Linked DNA regions of Homo sapiens: region 2 is linked to region 1. The links are chromatin contacts, found by Hi-C or POLR2A ChIA-PET in ENCODE. All regions are on one chromosome and are shown on one strand. The core of a region is the stretch at or near the end of the contact, and the rest is flanking DNA. Distances in the headings are between cores, read along the strand shown.

The links. Hi-C counts contacts between places; a loop is a spot of excess contacts on that map. ChIA-PET counts read pairs that join two places held with the same protein, here RNA polymerase II (POLR2A). Pooled maps may share reads with other maps.
Region 2: a pooled map shows a loop between it and region 1 (7-fold over the local background). The contact joins two enhancer-like sites. A Hi-C loop is called at or near these places in 2 of 37 single-sample maps with no recorded cell type and 12 of 50 pooled maps. POLR2A ChIA-PET finds 5 or more read pairs at or near these places in 3 of 52 experiments (H1, WTC11 and activated CD4-positive, alpha-beta T cell).

The regions. Positions count from the first base shown.
Region 1 is chr6:127,289,035-127,293,346 of GRCh38, reverse strand. It overlaps ECHDC1 (ethylmalonyl-CoA decarboxylase 1), which reads left to right. Exons shown (of 6, transcript NM_001002030.2): 6 at 3,070-4,312. The coding sequence ends at 3,478. Among named protein-coding and RNA genes, the nearest start is that of RNF146, 24 kb to the right of the region's middle. RefSeq lists a silencer at 2,491-2,550. Within about 2 kb of position 1,771, at least 3 of the 41 ENCODE cell types and tissues checked have a DNase peak (open chromatin) inside an H3K27ac peak, as active enhancers do.
Region 2 is chr6:127,482,259-127,486,570 of GRCh38, reverse strand. It overlaps MTCL3 (MTCL family member 3), which reads left to right. Exons shown (of 7, transcript NM_001400265.1): 5 at 3,587-3,658. SOGA3-KIAA0408 (SOGA3-KIAA0408 readthrough) reads left to right here. Exons shown (of 13, transcript NR_174482.1): 5 at 3,587-3,658. Among named protein-coding and RNA genes, the nearest start is that of KIAA0408, 25 kb to the right of the region's middle. RefSeq lists enhancers at 2,138-2,267, 4,180-4,312. Within about 2 kb of position 2,295, at least 4 of the 41 ENCODE cell types and tissues checked have a DNase peak (open chromatin) inside an H3K27ac peak, as active enhancers do.

The DNA.
Region 1 (4,312 bases), core at 522-3,021:
ATCCTTCATCACAGAATTTACTAGAAGTACCTTGCTTTAATAATCAACATTACAAAAAGGCTGTTTTTTTGCAACTTTTCCACTAAAAACTTCCTATTTTAGTAAAATTTGGTAATTTCTTTTTAGAATGTTCTTGAATACATTTGTTCAAGACCTGAAACTTAAGAGTTAACTCATCAAGAAGTAGTAACTCACTGAACAGTCCTTCCTGGTATCATCAACACTTGACTTTGTATCACCTGTCAAAGGTGTAACTCTTTCCCCAGTTATGAGTAGTCTTTCTTATAACATTGTTTCATCCAGACAGTAGTAACAAGAAATATATCCACATTTGATTAATCTCATCTCCTTTGCCCCAGGATGTCAGAGGAAATTTTAAACATTGCCAATGATTATGCTATTAAACAGTTAGAAGACACTTATCATTCTTTTACTTGTCAAAATAAGCAAGTTTAATATGGTTTTATAAATTGAGTCTGTCATTAGTCTTCAAAATTATAAGAGCTAAGTCTTCCATTACTCTACGTAGATTATCCCTTGCAATAATTATATTACTAGGTAACTGCATCTAAACTCTAGAAAGAATTAGTGTATAATCCTGTAGGGTCTATCAGGAAACTATTTTGGGATATATCTTGTTGTTAATATAATAATGTCCTTCTTAAATTAGGTTTTTCAGCATTTTAAATTTTATATTTAAACTTTCATTTTTAGGTTAAAAGAGTCCTGTAAAGGTTACCATCTGAATGCTCTGTTTATTAGAGGAAACTACTTGTGTTCTTTTATCACCAATGAATTTTTTGGTCATATTTATTTAATATATATTTAATGTATATCAGTACATAAGCACACCCGAGGTATACAATTTGCAAAGAATGGATGTTAGATTTTGATCACAAAAGGTATTTTTACAAAGATAACCTCAAGATTTGTTGGAGTTGTAAAATATGATTCCAAAAGACACACTTTACCTTATAAAATAAGGCAAATGGAAAAAAATCACCATAGAGATGATGATTTTTCTTTAGAAGCAAATAATTCCAAATATGAATGTGCTTACATAGGTAATAACTTTTGTTGTCATAAGCTCATCTACATTATTCCAACATCTAGGACTTTAACCAGTTTTTATGTTCAGCTGATTCTAAATGAATCTATTCCTGGCATAGTCCTTTACTCCATTATAGGCACAGCTCTGAACCAATTCTAGGATTCAATTCAGAACAGTTACATATTTAGTGTATTATGTAAAAAGCTTTATAGGATTGGGTTCAATATTGACAATATTCCTATTTCTAAGAATATTAGACATTATTTCTGTAATTTCTATTCCTTTTGATATTGTTTTAACAAGGCAGTACTCCTCTTACAATATTGTGATAAATTCAGATTTTTATAAGACTTGTTCTTTTTTCCTCCCAATTTTAAAATTATTTCTTGAAAACTATTATTTTTCATAGCTATTTGCCTCTAGAAGCAATTGTTCATAATGGAGGCATATTTTCCTTTGTAGAAATTCACAGCTGTGAAGAGAAAGTTTCCCAGTGAGTTAATAAGTTGGCATTTGTCAGAATTCTCTCGGGTCAAAGACTGAGTTTTTTGTTCTTAGTGCTAATAGAACCAAATCACCTGCATTTGAGTATTTAACACGTTGGAAAGCCAACCCAACTTAAGGTCTTCTTTTTTGTAATGAGTAATTTGAAAGTGAAAGCTTCTTGAAGCATGCAGTCAAAATAAAACGCATGGGCGTTTATTTAGTAAAGCTAAATCGTGTAGCTTTACTCAGTCTGTTGAACTGGCAAATGTTAACTCCCCTTTATTGTTATACTTTCTTATTAATCATCCTATTCATAAAAATCCCATGACTGGGGAAAATGAACCCGTTAGGGAAACTCACTGCTATCAGTCTAATCCAAGCCACTATCAATAACTTTCTTACTGGTATCCCTGCTTCCACCTCGTCTAGCTATTATGTGTACCATGAAGATAACTGAAGCCAACCTGCCTGGGTTTAAATCCTAGCTCTGCAATAGCTGTATTGCCAGTTCCTTAAAAAAAAAAAAAAAAAAAGGTATAAGAGCTTTGAAATGCTAAATAAGCTCTTCATGCACATGGCAACTAGAGCAGCCCTTGTAAAATGTCAGATGTTAATGCTTTGGTTGACCTCCTCTAAATAACTTTACACTTAAAAAATAAAATCCGAACTCCTTACTAAGGCCTGTTAAGTATGCTTCTCATTTTATCCCCCATGTTCCAGTTACACTGTACTCGTCCCCAGAGATACTAAGCAGTTCTCTACTTCAAGACTTTTGCACTTGCAATTCCTTCTTCCTGGAACATCTTTTCCCAGATTTTTGCATTGCTCATTTCCTCAGGTGGCTGCTCAAATATTCAGTGTCCTTCTTCATCGAAAATAGCACACCCCCAGCACACATATCCTCAATTCATTTGTCTCCTGCCTCATTTTCTTTTTCTCTTTTTGCTATAAAGCACTCATTGCCACTGACTTTATATGGTTTAATGCCTTTCTCTCCAAACTGAAAACAGCTCCTGAGCACAAGGGTTTTGTTTTGGTCATTCCTGTAGTCTCAGCACCTAAACCACCACCTGGCACTGGTAGTTCTTTGTAAATACTTGCTGAATAGATGCTGTATTTAAAAAGCATTTTTCCCCACTAAGGACTTTTGAGAACCTTAACTTACTATGCTTTTCGGTTTGTTTTTCTTAGTATGCACCTAACATTTCCTACTCCCATACTTTCACTTGATCCACATCCTCTCATTAGGTCACCACTCACTTAAGAAAGATCAACTTTGGGCTTTTAGAAGGTTCTTGTTTGCAAAGGGTAAACAAGCACAACAAAAAATGATACTGTTTTCAAAGGGAAGTTTTAAATACTATTAGTAAATTAAATTCTAGATGAAACAGCCATATTTTTCAAACATTGTTTTTAATATACCTACCTATAAAGATCTATGGAGAATTCACATCAGATCATGAATGGATAGTACTTTATGATTAGAGCATACAGAGAGAGTTACAATTAAGCTTTTCTTTTTTCTTTTACAGGTTAATGACTCCAGAGAGTAAGATCAGATTCGTCCACAAAGAGATGGGCATAATACCAAGCTGGGGTGGCACCACCCGGCTAGTTGAAATAATCGGAAGTAGACAAGCTCTCAAAGTGTTGAGTGGGGCCCTTAAACTGGATTCAAAAAATGCTCTAAACATAGGAATGGTTGAAGAGGTCTTGCAGTCTTCAGATGAAACTAAATCTCTAGAAGAGGCACAAGAATGGCTAAAGCAATTCATCCAAGGGCCACCGGAAGTAATTAGAGCTTTGAAAAAATCTGTTTGTTCAGGCAGAGAGCTATATTTGGAGGAAGCATTACAGAACGAAAGAGATCTTTTAGGAACAGTTTGGGGTGGGCCTGCAAATTTAGAGGCTATTGCTAAGAAAGGAAAATTTAATAAATAATTGGTTTTTCGTGTGGATGTACTCCAAGTAAAGCTCCAGTGACTAATATGTATAAATGTTAAATGATATTAAATATGAACATCAGAATTACTTTGAAGGCTACTATTAATATGCAGACTTACTTTTAATCATTTGAATATCTGAACTCATTTACCTCATTTCTTGCCAATTACTCACTTGGGTATTTACTGCGTAATCTGGAACATTTAGCTAAAATATACACTTTTGGCTTAAAAATTATTGCTGTCAATTCCAATAATAATTCTTAGCTTATAACCAAAGAGCAGTGTTTAAAAGGAGAGCTTCTATACAAAACCTATTCCTGGCGTTACTTTTCATACAATTTTTGTTCTGTTTTACCTGGAAATAATTTACCAAAATAACTGAGTGTTGCTGCTAAAGAACAAAAGTGGGGAGGTATCAGGGAACAAGAAAACAAGAAAGGGTATGATCAATCATTTTCTTCTGCTCCAAACAGCTGGAGTAAAATTCATGGGAAATGGCCCTTCATTTAAAAAAAGATGTACCTCACTACCCACTACAAATTTGGAACTTTGTTCTTTTCAATAATTAGTTTTCTATTGTAAATTACCTACTAAACAGTGGTAGCCATGACATGGAAAGTCAACTGATTCTACAATTGGACATTCATTTGTGTGCCCTGGAATTTCCAACTAGTAATAAACAACTACTGTTGATGTAGTTTTAAACCACTTGAAGGGACTCATGAAGCATCCTGCAACATAAATTTGCATTTTTACATCAGATTTCTTTTTTTTCCTGAAAAACAACTAACCTTCTAACAACTATCTTTCAAAAGTAAATGTAATAAAA
Region 2 (4,312 bases), core at 1,046-3,545, 190 kb before region 1:
ATTTCATTGTGGCCTCCCCAACTGCTCCCCTAGCAGAGGTTACAAGATTTAGTGGATGATGGTGGGGGAGGATGACAAGGGGGGAGGTTACACAGTTTCATCCTCACAGGAAAGGGACTACTTGGACTCACATTATTTCTCTAACTTTCTGTATCCATAGAAATGTCTCATCTTTGTTTCATAGGATTCAGAAAGTTAACATAAACTTACTGGAATATGAAAATATGAAATATTTATTGAAAATGCAAATGTGATACTTACACATAGTAGCAGCCCTAAAGGCACCTGAAAGCTAATGTATCTTTATTCAAGGGGAAGGCTTTACTTCAGAGCTTTATTTGAGCTTAACACTCCACCTGAGTGATATTTAAATAAAAGCAAAATAGAAAATGCCTCTTAGGAAAGAATGCCCTAATTTCAGCATTGCTCTTATATTAATTTAGAGGTCTCATTTTAACATTGCCCACAGGATAAAGTCTAAATTTCTCAGCTGCACAAGCTGACCTCAATCTTTTCTGCATCTTCTTTTACCCCATCTCTACAGTGGCCCTACCTCCATCACTTCTTTTCAGGAGTTAGTGCATCTGAAAGGCAAACTCATTCCTCTATATCTTTACTCCTACAACAGTTTGTTCAGTTTTATTTCTGTTGAAATTTTGCATATCCTTCAAAAGTCAGTTCTCTTGAATGATTTTCTCTGATTCCCCAGATCTGGAATTAGAGCTTCTTCCTTTGCCCTCTCAGTCCCTTTTTGTTCATTTATTGCCCTGAGTTAGTTCTGCCCACTGTTTTTGCTAATTGCATCCTTTTTATCATTATAAACAGTTAGCTCTTTGGGGAAAGAGTACAATATTTCTTAGTCACATGTGTTTGGCATATATACAGTACCACATATAGACCAGAAACTAAATACCTATGAAATGAATGAAACACAAAGACCAAAAAACATTTCCAGAACTAGAACATACTTTCCCTTGAAACCCCTGCATGTAACATCTTTATCTCACAGCGATTTGTACTGCCACCCTTGTGTCTTTGTATATCTCTATGACAGTCTAATTATGACATTTCTTGCTCAATAGGAGCATTTAGTGCTCCAAGTTGACCCTAGGACAATAATTTGACCTGAATAAGATAAAATTCAATCTTTATTCAATGTCCTTCAAGATCTGACTTATGCCACCAGCAAATCTCATGTCACTCCTCTCCTCTCACTCTGTAACACCCATATGGAATTTCTGTCCCAGAAATGGTTTTTCTATGTGGAATGCCTTTTTTTTTCCCTTTTCCTCCTCTTCATCTTCCATTGGCTAACTACTCATGCACCAGATTCTAGATAAGATGCTACTCATTTTGGAAATTATCCCTAGCTCCCCACACCATCTCTAGCCCTAGATTAGATAAAGTCTTTCTCCTTAGTGATCTAATAGCTAACAGTTAGATATGAGAAAGACTTGGGTCAAGGTCTGAAGTTATTGTTACCAACTAGTAACTTTAGACATTTGCAAACTTTAGCTTATTAAATCATAGATCACTGGGCCTCATCCTCAGAGTTTCTGAATCAGTGGTTCTGGGATGAATCTCAAGAATTTGCTTTTCCAACAGCTTTCTGGGTGACACTGATGATGCTGTTCTGAGGAGCACAGAGATAACTGATGCTTTTGATAATTTATTCATCTACTTCTGTTACCCCTGTAAACTTTAGTTTCAGCACCTGCAAAGTGAGGCTAAAAGGAGTGTTTAAAAATTAGCTGAGATAATGTATGTGAAGGGGTTGACATGAATTAGGGCTCAATGACAGTTAATATTGTTCTTGTATTATCATTGCTTTCATAACACTGTGTTGAATTCCAGACTGAACAGATCATGCCAAGTAAGCTGAGAACCCCCAAAAGAGCAAAGATCACATTGGTTTCATTATTATTGTGTCACAGGTATGTTATGAAGTGCATTGGTAGTCACTAAATAAACACATAATTGAGTGAATTCAAATACAAGCATTCAATAAGTATTTAGTGAAACAAATTCAACGCTTCTTGTAGGCAGCCCCTACCTAGAATGTTCCAGGTTTCTTAGTTTAGCTCACTTTATTCTTGGTATTCTTGGGACTGTTTTGTTGATTACTTCCTAAATTACTTTTTGGTTATGGTGAGTCAGTCCCCAAGCTTTCCTTTCTAAGAAGATTATACAAGCAACAGAAAGAACTTCTTCCTGTAAAGAACTAGAAATGAATAACCACGTGGGCTATTCATTTGTCTGTGTAGTTTCAGTTTCATACTGAATGAAAGCAGTTGCACCAAAGTATTCCCCTGCCTTCTGTGCTTGAACGTATGCCTTTACTTAACAGTGGATATGGGTTAGAAATTAACATGTGAAGAATTTAATTTTCATTTCTTTGCGAATTTATGAAGACTCCTGTTTGGAAAAGGCTTCCCTATTTTTACTGTCAGTCTATACCCCTGTCCTTCTCTTTGACCTCAGAACCTCGATTTGGTATTCATATATCATTAGTTCAGCAAGTATTTTTTTCACCACCTGCCATGTGGCAAGCACTATTTTTATGGTGGTGATGCCACACTAAATCAAAACCCCTGCTTCACAGAACCTAAAGCATAGCATTTATCAATTTGCACTGTAATTGTTTGCTTCTCTGTCTCCTCCCCTGCTAAGTTTCAGCTTCCTGATGGTAGATGCAGTATCTAATCAAACTTTGAGTCTCCCCCTCAATGTGTAGTATATGGTAGACAGTCATACATACGGATAATTATTGTTTACATACAGAGACCCTTCTTCTTATATTGGTGTGAGAAATGGAACTGAGCACCAGAGATCATATTACGCTTGTCCTTGAAACAGTTTGGCACTAGCTGTGTATTCTTTGACTTCCAAAGTGTTAGTTTGAATTTTAATTAGGATCAGCCAGTAAAATGTGGGAGATTTTACATAAGAATCCAGATTCCCAGCTTCTCTTGTAAAAGCCCACATTCCTGTATCACACAATGAGCTGAAGCTGTGGCTGGTCCACCTGTTTCTTGAGATGGGGCATGCCTTCTCCATTTCACTACAACCCCTACCATGCCCTATCATTTTGCACGTGTCGAGGAGGAGCAAGGGGGTGATGTGTGGTGAGGGGAGAATGAAGTGCTTCCGATTCTACATAAATTCACTGAAAGTGTGTGTTCATAAGCTTATAGCAACCTAACTCCCAACATTGGAAATAATAACTTACTTTTTTTCCTTCAGTGATGTGGAATGCTAACAAGCATTTGTTTACATTTGAACTATATATCATATTGAGTCAACAATCAATTTTGTCTGTTGTTTTTCTGCATTTTCACAGTAGGTTTCCTGTATTTCTCAAATTAAATAATTGCCAGCTACATTCTACTGTGATGTGTATCCTAGTCCAAAGTAAAAATATATCTAAATCTATCTGGTTTAGGATTTTTTTTCCTCCTTTTATGATTATTGAACTAACTCTTTTTATTTGTCTTGGTTTTGTCGTTTGAGACTAGAATACTTAAAAACATAAAATTGAATTAAAATTATAGTTTATCCAACTAAATATATTCATGCTTTGTTTCAGTTATCCTTAAAAAGAAGAGGAAGCAAAGATTTGCCAAAATCTGAAAAAAAGGCTCAACAGACTCCCACAGAGGTATGTGGAAATAAAATTTCAACTAGTACACCAAGTACCTCTAAGTGTATATAATCACAAACTACATTTATAAATAGATATAATGGCCAGATAAACTTATGCAAAACAAAGTCAAATTTGCATATCAATTATGTAGCTGTAGATACAGGTAGTATAAATCAGAATATTTACTTATAAAGCCAACCATAACATCCCTATTATAATTGCTTTACATTGTAAGCACACAGAAAAATGTCATTCGTATTTTATACGCTGCTATATTTGAGAACTATACTCATGATGCTAATCTTGTCCTTTTATAATTAATAAGGTCAATAGAAAGGCTGTTCCTATAGTGTCAGGAGAAAGTAAAGAAAGGAATGTTGCAGAGGGAAGTCAGAAAGGAGAGAAAGGCTCATTATATCTTTAGAGAGCCCTGGAATGAAGTAATTCTCCATACCAGTGATTGGAGAAGCAAAAGAAAGGAGACAAAAGAATAAAAATGAAAGTTGAAAGATGTACTCAACATGGGTTTGTTAAAAACCTTAGAAGCACAGCCACAGTAAAGACTAGCTTTGCTTTCAAGGTAAAAAGAGGTGCCAATGGTTGTAATGAAGAAGATTTTAAAATGGAAGAGGAAACATTTGGGATAAAAATGACACTATTGTTAAGGAA